2 separate regions of the Mus musculus genome follow, and region 2 is linked to region 1. A link is a loop called in an ENCODE intact Hi-C map of the cell type or tissue named here. Cell type or tissue: left cerebral cortex. All regions are shown on one strand. Each heading gives the region's core, and the rest is flanking DNA. Links, peaks and the distances in the headings are about the cores only. Region 1 has its middle 23 kb from the start of Gm46376. Region 2 overlaps Gm31829 (a long non-coding RNA gene).

Region 1 (7,586 bases), core at 1,077-6,076:
CCTTCAGGCAAGGAATGGCATCATACAAGGTCACCCTCTGTGCAGGGTAGTAACAAGAAGCCAGTGACTGGTTGGTGCATGCATTGAAAAGCTCAAATCTCTGACCATCCCAGCTCCAGAGATCTCCATAAGCCTGGCCAAGGCCTCACAGCAAACACACTGAAGTTGGCTTCTCCCCTGCCTGGGGCTGTCTTCATTACTTTTCTATTGTGATGAGAAGATGCCATGATTAAGCCAACTTAGATGAGAAAGGGCTTATGGTCCCAGAGGGATAATGGACCAAGATGGCGGAGCAGGGACAGCAGACAGCAGGTGGCTGGAGAAGTGGCTGAAAGCTCACCTCTCAAACCACAAACAGGAAGTAGAGAGCCCACACTGGGAAAGATGCATGAAACCTCAACATGCCCCACCCCCCAAGTTACATATTTCCTCCTGCAAGCCACACCTCCTGAACTTGCCCAAACAGTGTCACTAATGGGAGACCAACATTCGAATGCTCCTTCACGTGACCACACCTTCCTCCCTCGCTTCCGTACAGGTGTATCCTCCACGAAGAATCTCCAGTAAGGCTTCCATTTACAGCTGTCCTTCCCAGTGTGTTCCCGTTGAATGCAAGCAAACACAGATCTTGGCTGTTCATACCTGCACATCAGTCACACAAGCCACACACTTGCAGGCTGAGTTTGCTGTGACAGCATGTACTAATTATCTTACTGAAACAGACAACCAGACTGGATGTGGAGCCTTGCTCTCCTCATGGTCAAGTGAAAAGCACTTCAGACAGAGATATGTTAATTCATGTTGTTGTGAACTAGCAGCACATAGTGGAACTGTTGCCATGGCTACTCAAGAGATGGACCACATCCTTGTGGAAATGGCATGTCTAGGGCAGGTCTTGGAAACCTATTGTTGGTGGGTATCACTCTATGTGAGTGTGTGTGTGTGTGTGTGTGTGTGCACATATATGTGTGTGTGTGCATGTGTGTGCATGCATGTGTTTCTGCATGCATGTTTGTGCATGTATGTATATGTGTGCATATGTATGTGTAAGTGTGTGTGTATGTGTGTGTGCATGTGGGTATATGTGTATATATGTATGTATGTTTGTATGTATGTGTGTATATGTGTGTATTTGTGTGTTTATGAGTGTGTATATGTGTCTGTATGTGTGCGTATATGTGTCTGTATGTGTTATGTTTGTGTATATATATATGTATATATATATGTGTGTGTGTGTGTGTCTATATATGTGTGTATGTATGTGTAGGTATGTGAGTATGTGAGAGTGTGTTTATGTGTGCATATATGTGTATGTGTGTGTATGTGTGTGTATATGTGTGTGTATGTGTGTGTATGTGTGTATGTATATGTGTGTATGTAGACTAGAAGACAAATTCTGGTGACATTCATTAGGCATTACCCACCACTTTTGTCTGTTTGTCTCACTGACCTAGAACTCACCAATGAAGCTTGACTGTGGTGCCAACAAGCTCTAGGGATTCGCCTGTCTCTGCCTCCCAAGTGCTGGGAATACAGATGCACCCCACCATGCCCCAATTTTTTATTTGGGTTCTAGGGATCAAACCAGCAAATGGCATGAAGTGTGTCATCCTGGAGCTGGTCCATCCAAGTGGTCATGGCTAATCTCTGGCAAACATAAAACACACAAACATCCAGGTAACCAGGTCTCTCTCTCTCTCTCTCTCTCTCTCTCTCTCTCTCTCACACACACACACACACACACACACACAGCTTTTTCTTCTCATTTCCTGCTGTGTGGTCTTCCCTGATCTATCCTCTAGCACAAGTGTCCCCGAGATGTCCTGCAGGATTCGCCAGCATCCAGGAAGAACCTCTTTCATCCTCATCAGGGCTGGCCATCTGCTGCCTATTCTCCTAGACTCTACTGCTGTATACTGAGCCATTTCTTCCCAGGAACACTGCAGGCAAGGCACACACAGCATCATCTAGAAAGCACTTGAAAAGTCCTGGTCTCCCTGGGTTAGACCCTAAGGATACTCTTATAGACACAACAGTGGTACTTTCAAAACCATGGGATGAAAGGCTTAGTCACACAAGGGCCCTGGAAACAGTGGGTGACATGGTTGAAGGCTGGACTTCAATGAATCCTGAAAACAGATAAGTCCAGAGAGGCTTCCAGGAGGAGGTGACAGCTCAAATTCAACACAAAACAGGAAGTCCTGGGTTTCCTGAGGAGGAGATTGGTTGTGTCTGGTGCAGCAATCAGCACTCGGGAGAAGGAAGGCACACACAGGCAGAGTCCTGGCAAGAGGAGGCACCGTGTGAACATTCCAAGGAGGCAATGGTCCAGCCTTCACTAAAGCATCCATGCATAGGCAGATGGAGCTATGACATCCTGTGCCCTCATCTAGCCAAACGCAGACCTCACTCAGACCTCAGAGGGAAACTGAACTCACAGCCAGATGAGAGCCGGATCCGTGTTTTGTCCTTCCTACCAGGGGTCCACAAAAAGTGAGAGTTTACACTGTGACCAGTTAAACAACTCCTTTGCTCTGTTCCATGTTTTAATTGTAAAAGCAAGGCTGCTCCAGGGACCCCTCAATGGAGCCCAAACCCCACAATGCTGGAGCTACCCAGTCAAATATCACTGAGTGCTAGGAAGAAGAAGAAGAAGAAGAAGAAGAAGAAGAAGAAGAAGAAGAAGAAGAAGAAGAAGAAGAAGAAGAAGGAGGAGGAGGAGGAGGAGGAGGAGGAGGAGGAGGAGGAAGAGGAGGAGGAGGAGGAGGAGGAGGAGGAGGAGGAGGAGGAGGAGAAGAAGAAGAAGAAGAAGAAGAAGAAGAAGAAGAAGAAGAAGAAGAAGAAGAAGAAGAAGAAGAAGAAGAAGAAGAAGAAGAAGAAGAAGGTGGTAGTGGTGGTGGTGGTGGTGGTAGTAATAATGATGATGTTTGAATTTATTTTAATTTGCTGGCGGCACTGTCAGAGAAAAGGGTCCATAAGGAGGTGTCAGGAAGGAGCCAGATGGTGCTTAGACTTGTGAGAGGCGCAGGAGAGGAACCAGGCATTAGAATCCCTGGCCTCTGTAACCTGAAAGCCAGGTTGAGAGTCTTCTTAGAGCTCCTGGTACAGTAGGTTCTGAAGAGACAGTTGCTACGTGTGACTCAACTCACTCTGGCTCATAAGACAGAAGCCAGTTGCGCTTGGTGAAGTTCAGGCCACCGTCTCATTTCTAGCCTCATGACTCACGGCTCCTGGGAAATCAAGGGCTCAGCCTGCACCCTGCCTTCACTCACAGGCAGGGCCCTCTCAGGGAGAAGCTCACTGCATGCTTGTGGTGGAGCAGGGTCGAGAAGCTAGGCTAGTCCTCTTGTCTACACTGCTACACCCCACAGGACTATCACTTGGGGCTGTCGGCTGACTATCAGGACCAACATCTGCCAGCTGATAGAGCACCCACCTAGATAAAGCACTCTTGGGAGGCAGTGGACAAATCTGTAGGGATGGCAATGTAGTTGTCGTGGCCAGAGAGATCTGGGGACAGGGAAGACCCCCCCCCCATACACACACACACACACACACACACACACACACACACACACACACACACGAGCCTCAAAGCATAGCACTGAAGAGCACCTCCATCATGAAGCTGGGACCATCACAATAGAGAGAGCACTAAATACTTGGTAATTTTAAAAGGGCTTTCAACCACAGTAGCTCATATAGAGAGCCCCTGGGTGGCCCTGCTCCTCAGACGGCTGTTTCTATGGAAAGCTAATAGGAACATTCCGGGGCTTCCTCGGAGCCTTTCCTGTGAGAGGAAATTCACCATTTCTTAAAATTTATTTAGTTTGGGTTTGCCCCAGAGTGGAATTCCATCTCCTTTCAGAGCAGGCCCTGTAGACACCCCAAATCTCTCTCCACACTGTCCTCAGCAAAAGGACACCCTCCCTCCTCGCCCCTGCTCACACATTACCACACCTCCCCAGCCAGCCTGGAGCTCTTCCAACCGCAAAGCTCAGCTTGTTCAAACTAGGGAACTTCCGCAATTAGTAAGGACTATCTGTTAGGCACCAGAGCCACCTGCTGGCTAAAGCCTTGCCAAGCTTGCAGAAGGGGTCTTGTATGTCCAACCCTAGCCACGGCACACAACTCAGGAAGGCTACCAGTGCAGCCCAGTACAAAGCTGTCAACATCCCTTATGACGTGATGTTGTACATTTCTAGCGTGTGAACTTTGTGGATGACAGTGCCATGTCACAGTGTCAAAAAGCTAGACACTCAGGAAATGGGACAGTCCAGCATAAGCCACTTCTACTTCAAAGTGCATGCCTTCTAAAGCCATTTGGTCATAAATGCCAGCAGTTAACTGTGAAGGGAAGTGGTTAATTAGAATTAAGCTTCATCAGAAATCACAAGAGAGCTTGAGAGTTACGTGGAAACACGGAATGTTGAAAAAAGCAAGGGAAAATCAGCCAGAGATGCACTGTAGCTTCGTGCTTGAAAAGGAGTTATAGTCAAGGGATTTTTGTGCTACTATGAAGTTCAGGTATTGGGTGTGAGAGTTACAGAGATACTATAGTTTAAATGTGAAATGCTGGGGCTGGAGAGATGGCTCAGCGGTTAAGAGCACTGACTGTTCTTCCGAAGGTCCTGAGTTCAAATCCCAGCAACACATGGTGGCTCACACAGCCGTCCGTAATGAGATCTGATGCCTTCTTCTGGAGTGTCTAAAGACAGCTACAGTGTACTTACGTATAATAAGTAAATAAATCTTTTTTAAAAAATGTGAAATGCTGAGAGGCGTGGAGATGTCACATTGGAACATAGATGTAGACGCAACAAGAGGGAAGACACAGCACACACACACACACACACACACACACCCCTTCATGACTGTTATACTGGATCAGGATGGCAGGGCAGTGTGTGTGCAGAGATGCGTTAGGGTGGGCTCTCTAGGTGACGTGAGCGAGGGAGCAAACATAACACCAACACAAAAACATGGCTCTCACATCAACAGGAATAAGGGATCGCTTATTCTGGAGCCAAATATGAATGGCCATGGCCTTAAGAACACAGCCCTAGATAATTCAGATCCCATGGTCTGGCGTGAGTTTTTATCGTAAAGGAGCAAATGGAGCCATGAACCAAGCATTTGGTAGATACATGGGTACAGTCATCAGGTAAGCAAAATGGGAGCCAAGTCTCTGTTATAACCTCAGCTTCCGCCCACTGACAGTCTGAGCCTGTGGACTGGCGCAGGCAAGTGGCTTCCTAAGAGTACATTGCAAAGTTTTCGGGGTTTTTTTGTTTGTTTGTTTTTATTTTTATTTTTTTGTTTTTTCCTTCAATAGTCTTAGTGTGTTGGGTCAGACAGAGAGACACAGCAGGCTGGAGAATAAAGGCTTGCCCTGGGGGTGAGAAATAGTCCATGATAATCTGGTCTCTGGTCTACAGTGATTTAACTCTCCTTAACCATGAAGTTCATCATTTGGCTTTGCAAAATCTCTACCACAGGCGGGGTCCCAACCCACCCCAGTGGGGACTTCAGTTCTCAGAAGAATGCAATGGGATTGAAAGAGGCTGAGATTGGCTCTTCAGCTGTTCAGAGTTAAGGTCAAGGGTTTGGATCTCTCTGCCACCATACGCCCCAGCCATTGGATATGACAGTTTGGGAGACCTTACGATTTGAATGTAAAATATTCCCTGAGGGGATTTCTGCGACCCTTGTGGGCAGCAGAGAGATGAACTGTGGAAGGCAGGAGTGCAGTTCAGTGCAGACTCAGTAGCTGCTATCAGCTCAAACTTCAGGAGTCTCACACCAAGTTATTTTAGACGTACTTAAGCACAGCCTAGTTATTGAAATAATTTTATGTATAATCAAATATATGCTGATAAAATATTTTAAAAGCATGAGTTTGAATAATATCCTACTATGATTTGAATGTTTGGTGAGTCTCCCAAATATAAATATATACTGGAATTAAACTCCCTCTGTGAGCTACTCAGAGGAGGAGACACTGATCTGACTGTAGTGTTCAGACAAGGTGCTATTCCTTGGGTGACAGGAACAAACATATGCTCACCTCAGTGAGAAACAATAACAGACCAAAGTACACATATGCCACCAAAGTCCAACTTGGCAAACCAATGAATTTATTGGGGTTACTTACAGAAGCATAGACCATTGAAGGCTATTGCATCATCAAGGCTCACCCCAGTATCAGCTAGAACTCATGAAAGCTGGAACCCAGAGATCTCCACATGACTTGCAGGCAGCCTGACAGGTCCAAGAGTGCCCCCACTCCCACCCCAGCCATCCTTACTGCTGACGAAAGAAGAGCTGTGTGCATCTGTTAAGTTTTAGGGACTTTTTTGAGACTTTTGAGTTGTTTACTTCCAGAGTCTTAATGAGCTCCCTTTCCTGGGTCTTCACCAGGATGGAATGCTTCCAGTCAGAGAAAATTGCTACACAACAGCAGCATAGGGGGTGGATATTTGATTAGGGGAGGGATCAGGACAGAGTTCAATGATGAATGAGTGATGATCTAAGAAGACAGAGAGACTATGGGAGACATTCAGATACAAGTACACTCCTGGTCTCTTGCACATGCTGCCCAGAGCCACCTTGGGACCCTGCCAGCAACAAAGAAGCTACCACTGGCTGTGGCTCTTTGACTCTGGCTTAAACCTGTAAGCCAGAAGAGAGACCTTTCCTATTTTAGTGTACCAGACTGTGGTGCTGTGTTATCAGTCATAGACACTGGACAAAGGCAGACGCTATCTGAGCCGGTAACTTTCAAGTATATTATGACCTGAAGGTTTGTTCTTCTCCCACATTCTTAATTATAAACTTTTAAATGTGTCTTTAGTAACATGACAGTTTCCCATCCGAACTCATTCTCACCCTTCATTCCGACAAGCTTCATTTCACTGGGAACCTTTTGCATATCCAGGCCTATGAACGAAGCCACACCTTACGATGGATGCCGGAGAACTAGGCATCCCATTGCTGGTGTGTGGGACTTTTCTTGACGGTGGCATATACTTCATATGCCAGTGTCATGGAAGTGTTTGGAGAGCTATTGCTAAGTATGGCAAGTCCGGAACCTTGAATGTCTCCTCTTTGTATGTACAGAAAATTGATAGTCTAGACAAGAGCAATGAAGCTTCCGGCTCTTGTGTCTGTCTGATTCCAACCTACAGGACTATTAAGACATTTTCTAGCTGGGTGGCCTGTGCCCATCTTCCTCCACACACTCAAGAGCCTTCACATTCTTACTTAGCCTGTGATTCTGGACTCTTCTCCAACACCATGCACCATGCCCTTACGCAGTGTACAGGAGCCTGGAACAGTCTAGATCATGACACCTGCCTCCCCGACTGTGTCAGCTTGTGGGAGTGCCTCTGTCCTGCCCTCCTCTCTGTGGTGAGCTATAGCTGAGACCCAAACCCCTTCCTTAACAGACTTCTGACTTGGTCCTCATAGCATATCCCTTCCTTCTCCTATACCAACTACAGTCTTCCTGTAGGTGTGTGTGTGTGTGTGTGTGTGTGTGTGTGTGTGTACGTGCATGAGTGGGTCAGAGGTCAACATTGGGGGCC
Region 2 (7,586 bases), core at 1,382-6,381, 350 kb before region 1:
CATCTTCATGTGAAGGATGCTAGCAGAATACTGGCTTCCAGGCAGCTAGGATGAGGGTATTAAAGCCCATGCCCACAGTGACACACCTACTCCAACAGAGCCACACCTTCTAATAGTGCCACTCCCTGGGCCAAGCATATACACATCACACTATTGGATTTTTGTTCTCCATATATGAAATACTCATTTGTTTTCTCTCAGAGCTGGGGATATACCAGGCAAGGGCTCTACGGCTAGGTACAATAGCTCAAACACTTGCTCGTTGAATAAATCTCTGGTTATACATGACCTGGATGCCGGTTCTGGCTCAGCAGCCGTGTGCCCCATGGCTGGGTGTGCCACAGATGCACCAGGCCATGGCCCGACTGTGCCATGAGGAGCAGGTGAAGTGGAACTTGTACAAAGCTGACCACAGAATGGACGATCAATATGGGGTCGCTTCTCCCTGTTCTTCCTGTCCTCTATGGTCAGCCTCTGTTCCAAGCTTTCCAACTACACAGGTGAAATCATGCCTTCCCAGGTGATTTCCTAGACAGCCCTACATACGTGACAAGCAAGCCACCTCGGACTGTGAGAGCCATGACTTTGTCACTCCTGCTGCCCGTCAGTCCGCACAAAGCTCTTCACGTCTGCTGTCCTGTTTGGCCTTTACAACTGGAAGAGGTGTCTATCCAGGAACCATGCCTTAGGTTGCATTGTTTATTTACTGTATTGGTTAGCTACCGCCGTGTAACAAGTTAGCCACCAAATATAGTGGCTTTAAACAGCAAGAAACACTTTAAGTACCACTCACAGTTTTGGGGGTCAGAAATTTATAAGTGCTTGGTGATTTCTTAGGAGGTTGCTATAGTTACCTGAATGCTTGCCTGGTAGTGAACACGTAGGACTAGATAATCATGTCTGTACATTAGTGCAAATCTTGGCCTCTCTTTACACGAGTGTATTAGTCGCTTTTCTCACTGGCCAGTGTGGCAGAGAGTGAGAGAAAGGAAGGACAGCTCCCAGGGGTTCATCTTAGAGGCAGAGGATGGAGCCCACTGAAGAGTATGAGGGAAGACTGTCTTGATTTCCCTCATGTCAGAACGGGTCTTGGAAGTGTAAGCTCACTAAGCCCCTCCCCCTCTAAGCAGCCTTGGTCACAGTGTTTTTTACAGCAACAGGAAGGAAACGGGAACAATTTAACTCCACAAAAAAAACTCTACAAATACACTCCACAGCCACTGCGCTGCTGCTCAGTTTCACAGTCCTTGAGGTTCCTATCTTCCCAGGTCCTGGTCAACACGTTTTTCTTTTCTTTGTAGTAGCCATCCAGGCCTGCCCACAACTTGCCTGAAAGCACACCCAATAGCGGTAAACTTCACCCCATACCCTGCGCTCCATTTCTGGCCCCACAACTCTGACTGTTTTCTGGAGTGCTACCAGACACAGGCACATCAGGTAAGCCCCCAGACCCCTACCTGCCAATTCCCCCAAAAGCACCCCCAACAGCAGCAAACTGCACCCCATACCCTGCGCTCCATTTTCTACCCCACAACTCTCTGCATTCCCAGAGGCCTGCAGTCATCAAGGACAACTAGGCCCTAGCCAGCCATATTCCCATAAACACACCCACTAAGCTCCAATTTCCAACCTACCACCTGGCTTGTTTTCCTGAGGCACCAGGGACCCCAGAGGTAAAGGTCACACTCAGGGGCCATGCAGGCTACAACAGAGGAGATCTGGACCTGAACACTAGCTAGTCACTAGAACTCCAGGCCACTCGGGCCAGTAGACAGAGAGGAAACAGAAACCCAGGGGGAAAAAAAATCCAAAGACCACACACCCAACAAAGATAAACTCGGAAATCTGCATCTAAACCTATAACAACTGCAAAACTCAGATGCAAAGGCCAGTGTAAAAACACAACAGCCAGGGCAATATGGGGCCATCAGAGCCCTGCTATCCTACTGCAGCAAGCCCCGTATATCCTGACAGATCTGAAGCACAAGAAAATGACCTTAAACGCAGTCTTATGAAGAGTAGAGGCCTTTAAAGAGGAAATGAATAAATCCCTTGGAGAGATACAGAAATAAAATCAAACAGGTGAAGGAATTGAATGAAACTGTTCACTACCCGAAAATGGAAATGGAAGCAATAAAGAAAACATCAACTGGGGGAATCCTGGAGATGGAAAACCTTAGGGAAGAGAACATTAACCACAGATGCAAGCATCGCCAACCGAATACAAGAGATGGAAGAGAGATCCTCTGGGGTAGAAGATACAATGGAAGAAATTGATACATCGGTCAACAAAGTGCAAAACCTAAAAAGTAGTTCCTGACCCAAAACATCCAGGAAATCTGGGACACTGTGGGAAGACCCAATCTAAGAATAATAGGAATAGAAGAAGACTCCCAGCTAAAAGGTCCAGGGAATATTTTCAACAAAAACATAGAAGAAAATTTCCCCTAACCTAAATAAAGAGAAATATAGAAGAAGCTTACAGAGCACCAAATAGATTGGACCACACCCACCACATAATAATCAAAACACTGAATGTACACAGCAACAACAACAGCAGCAACAACAAAAAGAATATTAAAAGCCCCAGGAGAAAAGGCCAAGCAACATATAAAGACAGACCTATCAGAATTACACCTAGCTTCTCAATAGAGACTCTAAAAGCCCAGAAAGGTCTGGGAAGATGTTTTGCAGACCCTAAGAGACCACAGATGTCAGCCCAGACTACTAAACGACTAAACCCAGTAAAACTTTCAATCACCATAAATGGAGAAAAGAAGATATTCTATGACAAAACCAACCTTAGACAATATCTATGCACAAATCCAGCCCTACAGAAGATACTAGGAAGGAAAACTCTGACACAAGGAGGGTAACTACACCCAAGAAAACACAGGAAATAAATAATTCCACACCAGCAAAACCAAAAGATGGGAGGCACACACACACACACACACACACACACATACACACACTACTACTACTACTACTACTACTACTACTACCACCACCACCACCACCACCACCACCACCACCACCACCACCACCATTAAAATAACAGGAAATAACAATTACTGCTCAGTACTATCTCTCAACATCAATGGTCTCAAACCCCACCCCCACCCCCTGCCAAAAGAAACAGGCTAATAGACTGGATGCAAAAACAGGATCCATCATCCTGCTGCATACAAGAAGCACACCTCAGTACCAAAGATAGACATTTCCTCAAAGTAAAGGGCTGAAAGATTTTCCAAGCAAATGGGTCCAAGAGGCAAGCTGGAGTAGCCATTCTAAAGTCTAATAAAATAGACTTTCAACCAAAATTAATCAAAAGTGAAACCTCCAGTAGCCATCTGGATAGGCAGGGAGTGGTCTCTCTTTATAGCTTTGACCTGAGTTTTCCAAACTGTTACAGAGGCTGAGATGGTTTTTCTTTTTTGGTTCCTTCCCTGTGTTATTATTTTTTGTTTGTTTGTTTTGTTTTTGGAGATAGGGTTTCTCTGTGTAGCCCTGGCTGACCTGGAACTCACTTTGTAGACCAGGCTGACCTCGAACTCAGAAATCCACCTGCCTCTGCCTCCCGAGTGCTGGGATTAAAGGTGTGTGCCACCACGTCCGGCCCTTGTGTTATTCTTGAAATAGAGAAAAAAAATAAATCAACATTTTCAAATCATTTGCTATCTATCTATCTATCTATCTATCTATCTATCTATCTATCTATGTATCTATCTATCATCTTCTCTCTATCTGCTTGACTTTGAGACAGGGTCTCCTGTAGCCCAGGCTGGTCTCCAACTCCTTATCTTCCTGTCCCCAGTTCTCGAGTGCTGCAGTTATAGCATATGCAACCATACCCAGCTAATTTTGCTCATTTTTCTTCTCAGTAATCCGCCTTTCTGCTGTTGTTAAACTTTCTGCATTCTTAAACGACTAAAAACCAAAAGACAAATGATACTTTTATACTTCGTGAGCTGGGAAAATTGTCTACCAATTCAAATCTCAATGTGTAAATGAAACTTTATCAGAGCACAGCTACAGTCGTCCATTTGTATTTCAGCTTTGCATTGCAACGCCAGATTTGAGCAGTTGAAACAGACACCAGGTGTTCTGCAAAGCTCGGAGCTCCTGTTATTTCGTGTTTTATAGAAGAGTTGGATAAAATTAGGGATCTAGATAGAGGAAAGCCTTCGAGGACCACAAGGAGTTGTAGTTGCTAGGACAGTACACTAGGGGACAGAAGAGAGCAGATAGCTCAGTGCTTTCTCACTGGATAGCCCAGAGTCCAAAGGCTCTGGAGCTCGGACCCTACCAGGGACTCCACAGCTCTTGGCTGGGGATAGTAGCCGCTAGCACGCGTGAGGCTGAGCTGCTGAGAGCAGAGTCCCCCAGCCTCCCTGCCCTCTGTCTCCCGGTCTCTTTTCTACACAGCTGTACACTGCCTTTTCTAAGGTGCAGCTTAGGAGGCCGAGGTAGGAAGATCAGGTGGCTAAGGTCATCGTCAACGTCCTATCGAGTTCCAGGCCAGCCTTGTATACAGGAGACCCTATTTAAAATAAACAGTGAAGGCACTTAAAAATCTTCCTTGGGGCTCCCTGCGGCCCTCACAGGTTAGAGTCACAGCCTAGCCCGTCCCAAAGGCTGGGCTCTCCTCTTTACTTTTCTGTCCCTCACTTCTCGGCCCCGTTAGAGCCCCAGACCTCAGCAACACATTTACCAGCCCCTTTCCCTGGTGGCCCTTTCTGGCCGTCTTGGGCCTTTCCCCTGCTGTCCCGGGTATGTTCCCACTCTCCCTCCTTTTTACCCAGATAATCGCCCATCCTTCTAGGCTCACCTTGGGTCCCGCTTCCTGCAGGTTTGTAGAGCAGAATTGGTTCCCAGGGACAGCTGGGTGATCTCACACAGTTAAGGTCAGCATCCGAATCTCTCCCACTTTCTGCCCACATGTGGCTCTCTGACAGGTACTGGTCCCACAGGGACCCAGTCACTGCACTTCATGGCACCCTCTATTGCTGAACGAGGCAGTATTAATGTCCTGTGCACAAGGGCTGGTCCCCTGCTTAGGATGCACACTACACTAGAGAGACCTCCTCTCCACCATGTCCCCTTGGGCTAGAGTCCACCAACTTGGGCTGAATGAACTGGCCTGGGCATCTAGTAAAGTGGATCTGAGGCTGAGCCTGCTGGGCGGTAGCTGAATGGGGACGTCTCTAACCAGCCTTTGAAACGGAGAGACCGTGATGTTGGGGTGAGACTTCTTGTTCATTCGCTCATCTATTAACATTCGCTATGAGCCTGGTTTTTATACTGGCGTTCGGGTTCAATAATTGCTGAAGGAAGACCCCAGATTCAAATCGTATGCAAAGGCAAAGAGCGTTTATTCTGCAGAAGTTACCAGCGTGTGCAGGTCAACCATTAGAATGGCGACCTTAGACAAGTCTTTTTATAGGTGACTTGGGGAGTTTTAAGTAAGGTTAGGTGGGTGCTAGGGATGCTCCATGGGTTGGTTCTGACTAGAGTGTGTCTAGGTGGTCAGTGGGTTGTATTCCGGTGTCATGAACATTAAACCACAGATTGAAATACCCAAACACCATCTAAGGCTGCCCCACAAAGACGGCCCATCTGAGATAAGATATTTCCCCCATCCTTGTGGTTAACTCCAGGCTGTTCTTTGGATGTGGGGAGCGGGGAGGTGTTTAATGGCCTTGTAGATTCCCAAGGTCTTGAGACATCTCACAGGTCTGTTGGGGACCCTGAATTAAGGAGACCCTTAGCTTGTGACAATATTTGGGGGATCACTTGCTTTCTCTGAGCCTCAGCAGCCTCATCTAGGAAATGAGGCTGAGACTGGACCTCTGTGACCTCCTGGGGATGCTAGACTTATTGGCCATAGGAAAAGCTACCTCCCGGTCTCTCTACAGTGTTCTTCTCTATGGTGAGGGAGCACCGGAGGGCACAGACACCAGATGGCTAAAATTCAGCCCATCTTCTGGAGCCTTGTAGATAAAAGCATTCTCCTCAGCCAACCCCCGCCCCCACGCACCATGCCAGCCCCTCCTTCTTGCCTCCAGCCCCTTGTCTGTCTGAGGTCTAAGCACCAGCCACACCGCCTGTGCTGGAAGTCTTGCAAACTCATAGCGGAATTAGCTGGAGAAATTAATGGCTAAGCAAACAGATTTCTCTTGTCAGATGCAATTTATAAATATCAGTTACACAGGAAGTCAATTAAAACTTCCCCTGCAGACTGAAGCCCCCCCCCCCACGCCCCACTTCTTCCCACATCCCGAATGTCATTCTTTATAAGAAGCCATAGGCTTCCAGGACCAAAACTTTGCAAATTCCCCCTCCCTCCCATTAATTAGATATCATCTGGGTTTGGTAGAAATCTCATTAAATGTCAGGGTCTTGCTGTCGAGACATTTTCCCTAAGAAATAAATAAGACCTGGTTCTCACTTCCTTTGTTCCCTCACTTATTCATCCAACAAAGAGATACAATCGGCTCTTTTTTTGGTTGCTCTTGACGGTTCTCCACTGAGCCTGCTGCTGTTGTAGCTGTCTCCTCCATTTTTTTATCCCTGTTTTCTTCTTTTTCTTGACAGCATTTATCCTCATCCTAGCATATAAAACAGTAGCTTTTTATATTTTTTATTTATGTTGTGTTTTCCAGCTTCACACACACACACACACACACACACACACACACACACACACACACACCAGCACAGGAATCTGTAGCTGCTTTAGTCCCAGCCTATCGCTCCTGTTCCCGAAGGCCCTTGGAAAGTCCCTGGCAAATAGCTGACAAATCAATTGTTTTCAGTGTGAAGGACAAGCTAAGGACTTGCCAGAGAAGCCCTGAGAAGTCGATGTAAGATGGAGCAGGCAGAGATGCCTGCCCAGTGGGAGGAAAAAGCCAAGAGCCCTGTGTGCGAGGCTCGTCACTGAATATTCCCAATGGCTCTACAAATTAAAGTTGTTTATCTGTATATAGCAGAATGTCTGCCCAGAGAGGTCAAGCCATTTGCCTAAGGCCACGTAGCTGGTGAATTCCAACCCAGGGCTCACTTGAAGGTGGAGTCCTCTCAACTTGCAAAACAAAAAGGACAAGTGTTCTAGGAATCTAGGAAGATAGTCTGGAAGATGGGGCAAGATCTGCACATACAGGGCTGGGCTACAGGATCTTTCACTTACTGTGAAAGGAGTGAGCTGTTGGCAGAGAGAGGCACCTTCTGAGGCCTGGGACAGAGGAAGACCCAGAGTGGTCAAAAGTGGTGCAGGACAGAGCAGGGAGAGACGCCGGCTGAGACTCAGTCTGAGAGTGAAGACTTGCTTTCAATGACATGACATGGAAAGGCATGCTGTGCTCTAGGGAGGCCTTTAAAATAGGCAGGAACCGGCATTTCTGTTTTGTCTTCACTCAAATAAGGCTGATCTGAGATGTCCTGAAAGGAAGCAGACTTGCTTTAGTTCTGGGCCAAAGAGGATGTGTGTGTGTGTGTGTGTGTGTGTGTGTGTGTATACACATAGATAGATAGATAGATAGATAGATAGATAGATAGATAGATACATACATACATACATACATACA

Evidence for each region. Peaks named below come from ENCODE experiments on the same cell type or tissue, not always from the same donor. Only the 100,000 strongest peaks of a DNase experiment are listed, where the experiment ranks them.
Region 2: it touches region 1 in a loop (5-fold over the local background); 12 of 42 quality-filtered maps call a loop at or near these places.

The regions. Positions count from the first base shown.
Region 1 is chr12:105,423,540-105,431,125 of GRCm38, forward strand. No RefSeq gene overlaps it. Among named protein-coding and RNA genes, the nearest start is that of Gm46376, 23 kb to the left of the region's middle. In left cerebral cortex, for the core only: a CTCF peak has its summit at 4,074 (motif pointing left); DNase peaks (open chromatin) are centred at 3,200 and 4,031.
Region 2 is chr12:105,069,629-105,077,214 of GRCm38, forward strand. All of the region lies in intron 2 of Gm31829 (a long non-coding RNA gene), which reads right to left. Among named protein-coding and RNA genes, the nearest start is that of Gm31884, 26 kb to the left of the region's middle. In left cerebral cortex, for the core only: a CTCF peak has its summit at 4,228; a DNase peak (open chromatin) is centred at 4,232.